2 separate regions of the Homo sapiens genome follow, and region 2 is linked to region 1. Evidence: chromatin contacts called from ENCODE POLR2A ChIA-PET data. All regions are on one chromosome and are shown on one strand. Each heading gives the region's core, a stretch centred on a gene start or an enhancer-like site at or near the end of the contact. The rest is flanking DNA. Distances are from core to core; before and after follow the strand shown.

Region 1 (6,078 bases), core at 1,342-3,841:
TTCCCGCAGCCCCTGGAGAAAGGCTTGGCCAGACACCCCAGCTTGCCACTTCACAGGGTGTCATCCCCTTTGCCAAGTTACGATATCCTGCTTCATGCTGATAGATTAATCCAGCCACTATTCATGGGAGAGAAAAGAAAAAAAAACAAAAAACCCACGCTGCTGCCTTTTCTTCCGGGGAGAGGGGAACCGTGCATTTTAGCTAGCGTGGAACGGGCATTTGCAGAGCTCCCTGAACGGCCTTGACTCTGCACACACTGCTGGGTTCTTGTCTCTTAACCCATTGGCCCTTGGTTACAGCCAAGGCCCCTCTCCATGTCCCCAGGATCACAACTGCTGCACCATTGCCAGGAATAGTTCCAGTCCCACTGGAGTGGACCCTGATTGCTCTGGCCTTCTCCCCTTATGTCTGATCCATCAGTAAAGCCCGTCTGCACTCCCGCAGAATTCACCCCAAATGTCACCACCTTCTTCTCTGCTACCACCTGGTCCCTGCCCCATCACAGCTCCCCTCACTGGTCCCCTGGCTTCCATCCCACCTCCTGCACTCCCCTCTCCACTCAGAGACCAAAACAATCATTACTAACATTGTAAATTAGGTCACATCACTCTAGCATAAAACGCTCCCTGCAAAATAAAATCGAACCCAGACTCCTTGGCTACCCTGGGAGGTCCTGTCTAACCAGATCTGGAGGTCCTGATCTGAACCTGTTGTTCCTGTCTCCCTTTGTCCCCATCACGTGACCCTCACCCCACTCACACCAGCCGACTGTCTGTCCCTTGGGGCCACCACAGTTGTCTCTGCTTTTGCACTTACTGCCCCCACTTCCCAGGTGTGGCTCATCCCTCCCTTCACCATCTACTCATGGCTATTTCCTCCTAGAAACTCAGCCTCCACTGGCTGCTGTTTTTATAAGTTAGTCTCGCCCCTCCCTCCCCCAACCCATCACTTGTCATTCTCCATCGAGTCTTCCTATCTCCTTCCTTCATGGCACTTCACGCGGTCTGGAGTTTTCTTGTTTATGTGTTTACTTGTTTATTGGTTTTGCCACCCACTGGGCTGTCGGCTTCAGGGGGCAGGGAACTCCGGCTCCCTCACTGCTGAGTCTGCAGTGCCTAGAACAGTGTACAAGACTTGTCTGGAAAGGAGGGAATGGGGGAATGAGTCTAGAGCAGGGGTTCTCACAGTGTGGTCCCTGGGCCAGCAGCATCAACACTGCCTGGGAACTCGTTTGATGTGCAAATTCTTAGGCTCCATCCTAGTCCCACTGAATCACAAACTCCGTGTTTTAACAACTCCTGCAAGGGGTTCTGATGCAGGCTCAAGTTTGAGAAGCTTGGGCATTGAACCATCTGCAATCTCTACCCTATATCCCCCGGGTGACCAATGAGCGAATAACTAGCTGGGTGATCAGTCTTGTCAGGGACAGGGGTTAGGGAAGGTGAAGGGAGTAAGTCTCCTGCCCATGACTGACCTCTGAGCTCTGAGGGAAAGGCCTTTGTGTGTCTAGATAGTCCATGCCGGAGCCATGCAGAGAATGCCAAGCCTGGGAGGGCTTCAGAACCACTGTGTGCCACCAGAGCAGAAAGGCAGGCAACTCACCCAGAAAGCTGAATCTTTGGCTTTTTGAAAATTCTACAAAATTCCAAGCATTTGGCTTGGAGGTAAGATGACCAACTCATCACAGTTTGCCCAGTACTCTTTCCATTCTTTTTTGTTGTTGTTTTGTTTTGTTTTAGACACAGGGTCTCACCCTGTCACCGAGGCTGTAGTACAGTGGCACAACCACAGCTCACAGTAGCCTCAGCCTCCTGGGCTCAAGTGATCCTCCTGCCTCAGCCTCCCAAGTAGCTGGGACTACAGGTGTGTGCCACCATGCCCAGCTAATTGTTTAACTTTTTTATAGAGACAGGAGTCTCACATGTTGCCCAGGCTGGTCTCAAACTCCTGGCTCCAAGCGATCTTCCTGCCCTGGCTTCCCAAAGTGCAGGGATTTACAAGTGCGAGCCATCATCCCTGGTCTGCCTCTCAGTTTTAACACAAAGTCCTATATCCCAGGACCCCCTTCAGCTCCAAGCAAAGCTGAATGGTTGGTGACCCTACTTGGAGCCCTCATCACCTGGAGTCTCATGAATTCACAAATGCATTCCCTTTACAAGTAATTTCTGTGTGTCTTAAAGATGAGATGAGGAAGGCAGAGGAGTTAGGAGAGGAGGAAGACGGAGAGAGAGAGAGAAAAGGAAAGGAAGAGAGGCCAGGGGCAGAGGAGAGAGAAAGGGAGAGAGGGAAAGATGGGGAGAAAAGAGAGACTGCAAGGAGAAAGCAGGGAATTATTTAAGGGGTGGGAAAAGTAAGGAGACAGGGGCAGGGAAAAAGGAGAGAGAGGGGGAGAGATAAAGACAGAGACTTAGGGGCTTAGCACCACAGTGACAGAGGAAAAACACAGGAAGGCAGAGACGGAAAGGGGAAAGGGGGCAGGGAGGAAGATGTGCAATGGAGCGGACCACACAGATGCCATTTGGCAGCACCTTGCATGAAAAGCCTCCCAACGAACTTCGAGAAACCATCTCTCTTCTCTGCAGCCCCAGAATGCCGCCCCGCCATCAATGGCTGGCACCAAAACCTGCTTACATAATATGTTCTCTGCTGAAAGCTGCTTCCATTCACAAGTCACCACTCGTCATTGTGTAGGTGCATTAAAAAGGAAGAAAAGGAAAAGAAAGAGAGGAAAAAGAAAGAAAAATGCAGCTGAATGAACTCACTCAGATTATATTGAGAGATGAGAAGATATTTCCCCCCCTCGCTCTCTAAATAAATCCTTCATGAACCAAACATCATTATGATGCTGTCAGATGAGTTTCCTCTTGTTGATTAATTGCAGGGGGTGGTAAAAAACCCAGCTTCCTGAGGCATGTTATCTTGCTCACTGGATGGATTACTAAACCAGAGTCTGACAGAGCTCCATTACAAAGAGATTTAAGCGTGTGTTATATCATTAAAACCAATGACAGCAAGACAATTACTTCGAGGAAACCACAGTGACATTGCATACAGCAGCCTGGGCCCTCAGCACTGCTGCCTTCCCTCTTTTCCTGGCCCAAATGGGGAGCAGAGTTGGGCTAAGAAGAATCACTTTTGGCTGGGTGCAGTGGCTCACGGCTGGAATCCCAGCACTTCGGTAGGCCGAGGCAGGAGGATAGCTTGAGCCCAGGAGTTTGAGACCAGCCTGAGCAACATAGAGAGATCTCCATTTCACAAAAAATTAAACAATTAGCCCAGCATGGTCGTGTCTGTACTTCCAGCTACTTGGCAGGCTGAGACAAGAGGATCGCTTGAGCCCAGGAGTTCAAGGCTGCAGTGAGCTATGATCATCACGCCACTGCACTCCAGCCTGGGTGACAGAGCAAGATCCTATCAAAAAAAAAAAAATTTTTTTTTTCATTCACTCTCAAAGCCACCGCCTGCAAATCCCAAAGACCTAGCCTGGCTGGACAGCTGATTATTAAGGCCTTGCCACAAATCTACCTGAGAAACTGAGTCCTGGGGTCCTGCCTAGCAAAAAGTGACTCCTTGGAATTGTCTGAGGTTAGCAGGGAATGGGAGCGACATGCTAAATCCAGGTCACACTCCTGTGGGATTCAGTAGCAGAAAGGAAATCAGATGACTCCGGGCATCAAGAGCTTTTTACCCCCCAACAGAATGTAAATCCAGCAACATCCACCTTTCTCTGTTCTTTGCCCCTCTTTTGCCTACAAGCCTAGTAATGCAGCCCCCTCCCCCTGCTCCAAGAAACCAAGCCTGCTTCACTTTTAGGAAAGGCTCTTATAGCTTCTCATTAAAGTGTGAATGACTAATAAGGCTGGATGCATTAACTCGCTCCAAAGCATCTGCTCTTTAACCAAGAGCAGAGCCTTAAGAAAAAGAATGAAACTTGAATGATGGAAATTTCAGGTATCAGTGAACTGAATATCTTTGGGTGACTCGGGGAGCCCTCTTTGTACCACAGCCCCCCACCAAAGATCACATTATGTAGGTAGCCACTTACTTTATCTAAGTCCCAAAAAGGATCGTGTCTTTTTTTTTGAGACAGAGTCTTACCCTAGGCTGGAGTGCAGTGGTGTGATCTCGACTCACTGTAACCTCTATCTCCCGGGTTCAAGTAATTCTCCTGCCTTAGCCACCCAAATAGCTGGGGTTGCAGGCACACACCACCACACCAAGCTAATTTTTGTATTTTTAGTAGAGACTGGGATTTACCATGTTGACCAGGCTGGTCTTGAACTCCTGACCTCAAGTAATCCACCCACCTTGGCCTCCCAAAGGGCTGGGATTACAGGCATGAACCACCCCACCGGGCCAGGACTGTGTCTTTATTGCCATTTTATTCCCAATGCCCATCATGGTGCCAGGCATACTGTAGGTAGTCAATAAATGTGCAATGCATGATAAATAGCAATGGCAGGAAGAGAGAGAGGCCTGTCCTTTGCCTGTAGCAAATCTGAGGCAGGAGCCAAGTCCTTTCAAACCTTTCACCAACGACTGACTCATCATAATCAATACTAACTGAGCACCTACTGTATGCAGGCCTCTGGCTGGACCACAGGCCCCAAACTGACATGTTCGCTAGTAAATCAGTTGAGCTTCATTCATTCATTCACTCAGTAAGTCATTGCTGAGCACCTGCTGGGTGCTGACCCGGACACCAGAAATGAAGATATCACAGCCTTGGCCCTTAAGGATCTCACCCTGTAGCACCTGAGGACTCCTACAAAGAAGTGCCATAGGCATTTCCCAGGGAAGGGAAGGAAGGCTCAGGTTTCCTAGAGAAAATACACGGCTCAGAGCTTATAGCCTGGGATGATTCAGCAAAAACCTCCCAGGGACTTGAAGGAACAAAAGACTGAGTGGTCACCAGTGCTTCTCCTCCTAGAATTCTTCTCTGGGGCCTACCCCCCAGGCTCATGACTCCCCTGCTAGTTGCTTAGAGCCTCACAAGCCAAACAGAGAGGGAGTCATTTTGCCCATTTCACAGATGAAGAAACTGAGTTATGGGGACCTGCAGCAACTGGGGAACTGCAGTGGGGAACAAGAGGGGCTGGCAGCTCCTGTCTCCAAGCTTTGTCCTCCCTCTTGTGAGTCATACAGCTACACAACTAGCCCAAAGAACTCACCTTCCTCTACCTCACCCTACTTTTGTTTTGGTCAGGGGTGATTTCACTGTTACCATCACCAACATCGCCCCGATTGCGAACATTTGTTGGATATTTACTCCTTGCCAGACTCAGTATAAAGTGATCATTAACTCTTAAAATTCTCACAACTGCATTCTTATTCCCATTTTGTAGATGGGAAAATTGAGGTCCAGAGAGGTGAAGTGACACAATCAGAAAGTGCTAGGATCAAGATCTAACCCTAAGAAATTTATTTCCAGAGCCCATCCTCTTAATCCCTATATCATGCTACCCTAATACACCTAATTGAAGAAACTGAGGCTCAGAGAGATTAAGGGCCTTGTCTGAAGTCACACAGCAAGGAAATGCCAGAGTCAAAATTAGAACTAAGATCTGACCGCCCCCAGAGCCCACACTGCAGCCCCTGGCTGGTTAAGAAGGTAGATAGGTGTGAGGCACAGAAAGAAGGGGGCTATTTCTGCAGTACCTCCTTCACTCTTTCAGCACATCAAGGCTCTCCATCCTGGGTGGCAGCTGAATTATTTAAAATCATCAGCTTCAGCCCACCATGACTGGGTCCCAGAATTATTTTTATCCCAGATTATGGCCACAGCTCTTAACAGAAATAAACCACACTGTTTTCTTCTCATTGGCTTCACATCAATTCCTGGCTTATCTGCAATTACAATCAGCTCCCCACTGAATGAGGGTGAAGGGCAGAAGACAGGTCCATGTGTCATGGTGGTTTTTATTGGAAAGCCATAAACTCTGTAGGACCCATTCACAGAGAGGGAAAGAGTTAAAGCATAATGTCACAGCCTACAAAGAAAGCCCAAGAGCAGCCACCCCAACCAAATGCACATCTTCAGACAAAGCAGCCAGTCTGTGTACGGAGCAATAAGAAGG
Region 2 (6,078 bases), core at 1,462-3,961, 330 kb before region 1:
CCGTTGCCCTCCCTGATAGGAGTCTGATAAGGCCCTCATGCGTCAGAGCCCTGCAGCTGACTAGTGCTGAGCTCGGCTCCCAGGAGGGCCTGGAGGTCAGGCTGGGTCTGCAGGAGGGGGTGTGTCTCCCAGCCCTCGGCTAGTGGGATCCCAGCCCATCTGACCCCACATCTGTAGTTGGGGAAACTGAGGGGTGGGAGCCTGCATAAAGGAAGCTTAGGGGTGGAGAACCCAGGGAAGGAAACTGAGACACAGGACATTACCAGCCACAGGAGTCTGAAGGTGAAGCCCAGATGGGGAAACTGAGGCTCCAATGGATTTGGGATGGAGCCAGAAGAGGAAACTGAGGCTTGGGGCACTCCACAGAAGGGGATTCAGATGTAGGATCCACAGAGGATCACGAAGACACTGTCTGTCTAAAGTGTTCAGGGATAGAAGCCAGGTAGGGAAATGGAGGCATTGGAGTGTCCAGCCAGAGGGGGATGAGGGAAGGAGTCCAGAGAGGGAAACCGAGGCACAGGGAAGGGCTCATCCAGCAAGATAGGTTCAGGTTGGAGGCAACTCTTAGCGCCAATGTCCCTCTTTCCTGGCATCCCAGAGGCATTTGTGGATCTATACAAACTGGAGAGACAGAAGGTGGCAGAGATCAAGGGAGTGGTGCTGGGGCATCGAGGGAGAGGGCCATTTGAATAGGTAGAGGGGGCATTGGTTTCAGAACATGAGTGTGAGCCCACAAACCTGGGTCCCAGTCCTATCTCCACTGTTACTCCGTGCTCCAGAGAGAGCACTCCATAAACCCAGTCATTCAGAAATAGCTCTAGAGGGCCAAATGCATGCCAGATGTGGGGGCCAGGGGTGGGGAAGTGGGGGACACAGACTCTCCCCAGGGAGTTCACAGTTTGGAAGTGGCAGGGAGGTGGGGAGACAATACTAAACGCATAGAGAAATAAGGGAGGCCGGCTGTGGTGGCTCACGCCTGTAATCCCAACACTTTGGGAGGCCGAGGCGGGTGGATTACTGGAGGCCAGGAGTTGGAGTCCAGCCTGGCCAGCATGGTGAAACCCTGTCTCTACTAAAAATGCAAAAAATTAGCCAGGTGTGGTGGTGTGTGCCTGTAATCCCAGCTACTCAGGAGGCTGAGGCAGGAGAATCGCTTGAACTTGGGAGGCAGAGATTGCAGTGAACCAAGATCGCGCCACTGCACTCCAGCCTGGGTGATACGGTGAGACTCTGTCTCAAAAAAAAAAAAAAAAAAAAAGAAGAAGAAGAAGAAGAAAGAAGATGATTTTAGGTGGAGGTCATTTTAGATAGGACAGTGGTGGCCAGGGACAGCCTCTCAAGGAGGTGACTTTGGACTGAGACTTGAATGGCAGGAAGGAGCCAGCCATGGCAGTATCAGGGCTAAAGTGTCTTAGGCAAAGGGAACAGCAGGTGCAAAGGCCCTGAGGCTGGCCTGGGGCCTGATGAAAGACAAAGAAGCCCTGTATGATGGGATGGAGGAGGAAGTGAGGGACCTGTTAGACAGCTTGGGATTTGCTGGTGACTGTTATTATGAAGGGGGGATGCAGCTGGCCTGAATTGGCAGATGACTCATAGCTACTTAAGGGGGTGCAGCACATCTTAAGAGATTTCGAGGGTTGATTTTGAAGCCTGGGTTCCCTGGTCTTTGCCTGTAGGGAGGGTCTGCTGAGTCTGTCCCCATGGAGGGCTGAGGAATGGGGAGTCCCCTTCCCAGGGAAGCTCCCATTGAAATGAAAAGCTGGGGACACAGCATTAAAGCCCCTGCAGGGGAGAGCTGGGGGCCAGACCATGATCCGGCCCAGCATTTGAGTTCCTCCAGCCCCCTAGGAGGTGTATGTGAGCATCACACCTGATTTATAGAGCAGAGAAACTGAGGCCCAGAGAGGGAAGGGGACTCTCTGGGATGGCACAGCCAGAGGGTGGTGAAGCCAGGCATTCAAGACCCCCCCACCCCCCCCACACACGCTCTGGGCCTCTGCTTTGGGCTTTTCGAGGCCAGGACTCAGAACCTGCTGGCCTCAGGCCTCCCTGTTCTATTTCTATGGGTGGAAGCCCAGAGTGCACAGATGTGGTGGCCTGGGCAGCTGTGACATCTCCTGCTGGTCCCCTAAGGTTCTACTTCTGAGCTGGACTTGCTGTGTGACCCTGGGCAAGTCCCCTTCTCTGTCTGTGCCTCCGACTCCCCTGCCTGTGTCATGACTGGGACCCTCCACTCATGGCTGCCCTCTCAACCTGCTTCCTCCCTGAACTCCCTCCTTCTGCAGGTCTGGGAGCAGCGACCCCTACTGCCTAGTGAAAGTGGACGACGAGGTGGTGGCCAGGTGAGGGGTGGCGACACGGGGGAGAGGAGGAAGGGAGGGGTCTCTTTCTAGACCTGGGGAATCTGGGACCAAGAATTCACATTTAAAGGAGTGCTTACCCTGAGGGGGACTCGCGGGCCTGCAGGTGGGTGATTTGTGTCCAGCTGGGACTGCCAGCTCCTCTCCCCGACCAGCCCTGCCTTCCCCCTCTGGACCTAATGCTGTCCCTGCTGGCTCCCTGGGGCTGACTCAGCGCTGCCAGCCTGTGCCTCCTACAGTGGCCTCCCTGGGGGCGGGCATCTCACGCTTGGCTGGACTGGTTGGTTCCGGGCCTGCCGGGTGCTGCGGGCACTGGGGATGTCTGTGCGCGTGGGCATGTGCATGTGTGTCTGTGTGTGCACCCGCCCAGCTGGGCCTGCTTGTGAGTTGCAGGGGGTGGGGGATGTTGCGGGGCTAGTGTGAGTGCCTGTGACCACGTGTGTATGTCCTCGTGGCTGTGCAGGGCACAGGCTCACGTGTGTGTACCAGTGTAGGGTGCATGTACATGCACGTGCACATGGCTGCCCTGCACATGCATGTGAACACCAATGCCAGCTGATTTGGTCACAAAGGCACCGGTGTGGACACATGTGAAGGTGTGAGGATGTTTGGGGTGTCAGTGAGTCTCGCAGGGGGATATCAGGCTGCGCCCTGCTTGGCTCCCACCCCCGCAGGCCGAGGGACAGCTCTCAGCCCCTGGAGGCCTGATGGGGGTGGGTGGGCTGGTGGGTGGCTGAGGCCTTGGTTCCTATGGAGACGGCAGGATTCAGGATGCTCCTATTCTGGTCCAGATGGGCTCAGAGCTGGGGGTGGGGAGCCTGCCTGGGGGAGGGGTCAGCTGTAGCTCCCCCCTCCACTGACTCCCCTCCACTGTCCTCCCAGTGCTCATGCTGGCCCCTTGATACATTCCCTGACACCACCCCAAACCCACAGATTGATTTTCTGTGTGACCCCAGGCTGCTGTCTCTCCCTCTCTGGGCTGTAAGAAGCCTTTCAGCTCAGGAGCTGGGGAATGTTCAGAAGACCTTTGGCTGGGAAAAGGTCAGGTTGGGGGAAGAGGGTATTTGGGAGGAAGCACTGGGGGTCCATCTGAGGTTGGTGCCGCTGGGCTGGAGGAAGAAGGCGGGGTGTGTGTGTGTGTGTGCGCGCACGCGCGCATATGTGCACTCTTTCTTAGGGCACAGTGTGGTGAAAGGAGGGAGGAAGGGAGCAACAGGTATGAGAACCAAACTTTGCATCCACAAATGTGGGTGTGTCTTTACCGGGCAAGTAGAATCTGTTCTCTGCTGGGTAAAGGGAAGTACCCCTGCAGGGATGTCAGGGCAGAGATGCTGTGTGTGTGCACCTGTTTCTGGGCTTATCTTGGTCCCCATCCTTCCTGTGCCTTCCTCCTGCTCACTGTGTGCTTCAAAGCCCCGAGTGCTCTGTCCCCTGCTCACCTCCTGTCTCCTGGCCCCTCTCCCTCCCCCATTCCCACCAGGCACCTTCCTATTCCTTCAGCTCACGAAACTCATTCCTGCTACAGGGCCTTTGCCCATGCTGTTCCAGCCTTCTGGAATACTTGTCCTTGTCCTCATTGTCTCTCCCCACTTTGCCTGACTAGCTCCTACAGGAAGCCTTCCCTAATCCCCTCCGACCCTACCCCCACGACCCAACCAGGGGCGATTGAGCTAACCCCAATCCCAGGACTTCTCCCACCATGTCCTAATTGCTGGGAGAGAGCGCCTGCTTGTGGAAGGGGGGTCTGTGGGGTAAGCAGCCCTGACACCTGTTCCTCTGATCCCTGGAGCCCAGCACAGGCTGGGCCCATAGTCCAAGTGAATGTTTATGGAGTAAACGAATGAACAAATGAATGAATGGAATTGTGTGTGTGTGTGTGTGTGTGTGTGTGTGTCAGTGACTGTGTGTTTGTATGACTGTGTGTGTGTCTCTATGTGTACCTGCCTTGTATCATTGTAAGTGTGTGAGAGTGTGTCTCTGGATCTCTGAGTGTGTCTCTGTGTTCCCGACATATGTCTATTTTCATATGTTTTCATATGTGTCTGTTTTCTATGTGTCTATCTGCATGTGTCTGGTGTCTGGATTTCCAAACACAAAGGTACATGTTTTTAGGACTTTCTGAGGGTGCATATGTGTATCTGCTTATGTGTAAATGTGTCTCTGTCTCTGGCCTCCTTGGTGTATCTGTGAGCAACTCTGTCTCAGTGTGAATCCGTGTGTGTGTATCTGCACATATGTTTCTGTTGGTTGCTATGCATGTCTGTTGGTCTCTGTGTATCTGGGACCTTAGATGTGTATTGGGGCCCTGTATGTGGGTGTGTAGGATCATGTGTGTGTTTTGTGTATGTGCCTCTGTGTGTGTGTGTGTGTGTGTGTTGAGATCTCTGGTGTATGTCTGATACTCTGGGTATGTGAGTGTTGGGGTCTGTGTGTGTTTCTATGCCTGGATTCATACATGCTCCAGTGTCCCTGGGTGAGTACATATCTAGGATCTTGGAGTGGCTGTCCTTGGGTGTGTGTGTGTGTCTGGGCCTCTAACTGGGTTCATGTGGGGGGTCTCTGAGTGTGTGTGTGTCTGGATTCCCGTGTGTGTGTGTGTGTGTGTGTGTGTGTGTGTGTGTCTGGGTCTCCAGGTGTCTGCCTCCTGTGTGGCCCGAGGACCCCAGCCCCCTGCACCTCCTTTTGCAGGACAGCTACTGTCTGGAGGAGCCTGGGCCCCTTCTGGGGGGAGGAGTACACGGTGCACCTGCCTCTGGATTTCCACCAGCTGGCCTTCTACGTGCTGGATGAGGACACTGTCGGGTTTGTGGTTGGGGAAAGTGGAATGTGTGGGTTAGGGACCCAAGCCTGGGCACCTGAGGGGAGAGGGGATGTGGGTCCACAGCCCACGAGGGTGTGCCCTCCCACCCAGACCTTGACACCTGCCCCCACTTCTCTTGGGGCGGGGCAAAGGGGCCCCTGACTCAGACCTTCACGTGCCCGCCTTCCTGCAGGCACGACGACATCATCGGCAAGATCTCGCTGAGCAGGGAGGCGATTACAGCCGACCCCCGAGGTGGGCGAGGGACATGGGCAGAGGGAGGAGGGGGCCATGCCCAGGGTGGGCATTTGCAGGGGCATAGCACATGGCACGGTGAAGCACAGAGCCTTCAGTGGAAACTTATTTCTCTTGTTGCTTTTGTCTTTACTTTTTGTTTGCTTTTAATTGTTGTTGTTAGAGATGAGGTCTTGCTCTGTCACCCAGGCTGGAGTGCGGTGGTGCTATCATAGCTCACTGCAATCTTGAACCTCTGGGCTCAAGCGATCCTCCCATCTCAGCTTCTGGAGTAGCTGGGATTACAGGTGCACACCACCACACCCAGCTAATTTTTTCAGAAATATCTTATAGATACGGAGTCTTGCTATGTTGCCCAAGCTGGTCTCAAACTCCTGGGCTCAAGCAATCCTCCCACCTTGGCCTCCCAAAGTGTTGGGAGTACAAGTGTGAGCCACTATGCCCAGCCTTGTCTTTAGTTTTTGAGCAGTTAATTTGTTTGCCTAGTTCAACATTCAGATTTTATGATAAGCACCCCAGCTACTCTGTTCCCTTCCTGGCATTGTCAGCTTCTTGTATGTCCTTCTAGAAATATTTTAAACATATATAAGCAAGTAACAGTAGTAATAGCAGGCTGGGCATTGTGCCTCACACCTGTAATCCCAGCACCTTGGGAGGCAGAGG

The links. ChIA-PET counts read pairs that join two places held with the same protein, here RNA polymerase II (POLR2A).
Region 2: POLR2A ChIA-PET joins it to region 1 with 11 read pairs in HEK293T. The contact joins two enhancer-like sites. POLR2A ChIA-PET finds 5 or more read pairs at or near these places in 2 of 52 experiments (HEK293T and activated T-cell).

The regions. Positions count from the first base shown.
Region 1 is chr12:112,795,049-112,801,126 of GRCh38, reverse strand. All of the region lies in intron 2 of RPH3A (rabphilin 3A), which reads right to left. Among named protein-coding and RNA genes, the nearest start is that of RPH3A, 6.3 kb to the right of the region's middle. Within about 2 kb of position 2,591, at least 2 of the 41 ENCODE cell types and tissues checked have a DNase peak (open chromatin) inside an H3K27ac peak, as active enhancers do.
Region 2 is chr12:113,127,149-113,133,226 of GRCh38, reverse strand. RASAL1 (RAS protein activator like 1) reads left to right here. Exons shown (of 21, transcript NM_001301202.2): 2 at 2,286-2,342; 3 at 5,049-5,162; 4 at 5,354-5,415. Among named protein-coding and RNA genes, the nearest start is that of RASAL1, 5.6 kb to the left of the region's middle. Within about 2 kb of position 2,711, at least 4 of the 41 ENCODE cell types and tissues checked have a DNase peak (open chromatin) inside an H3K27ac peak, as active enhancers do.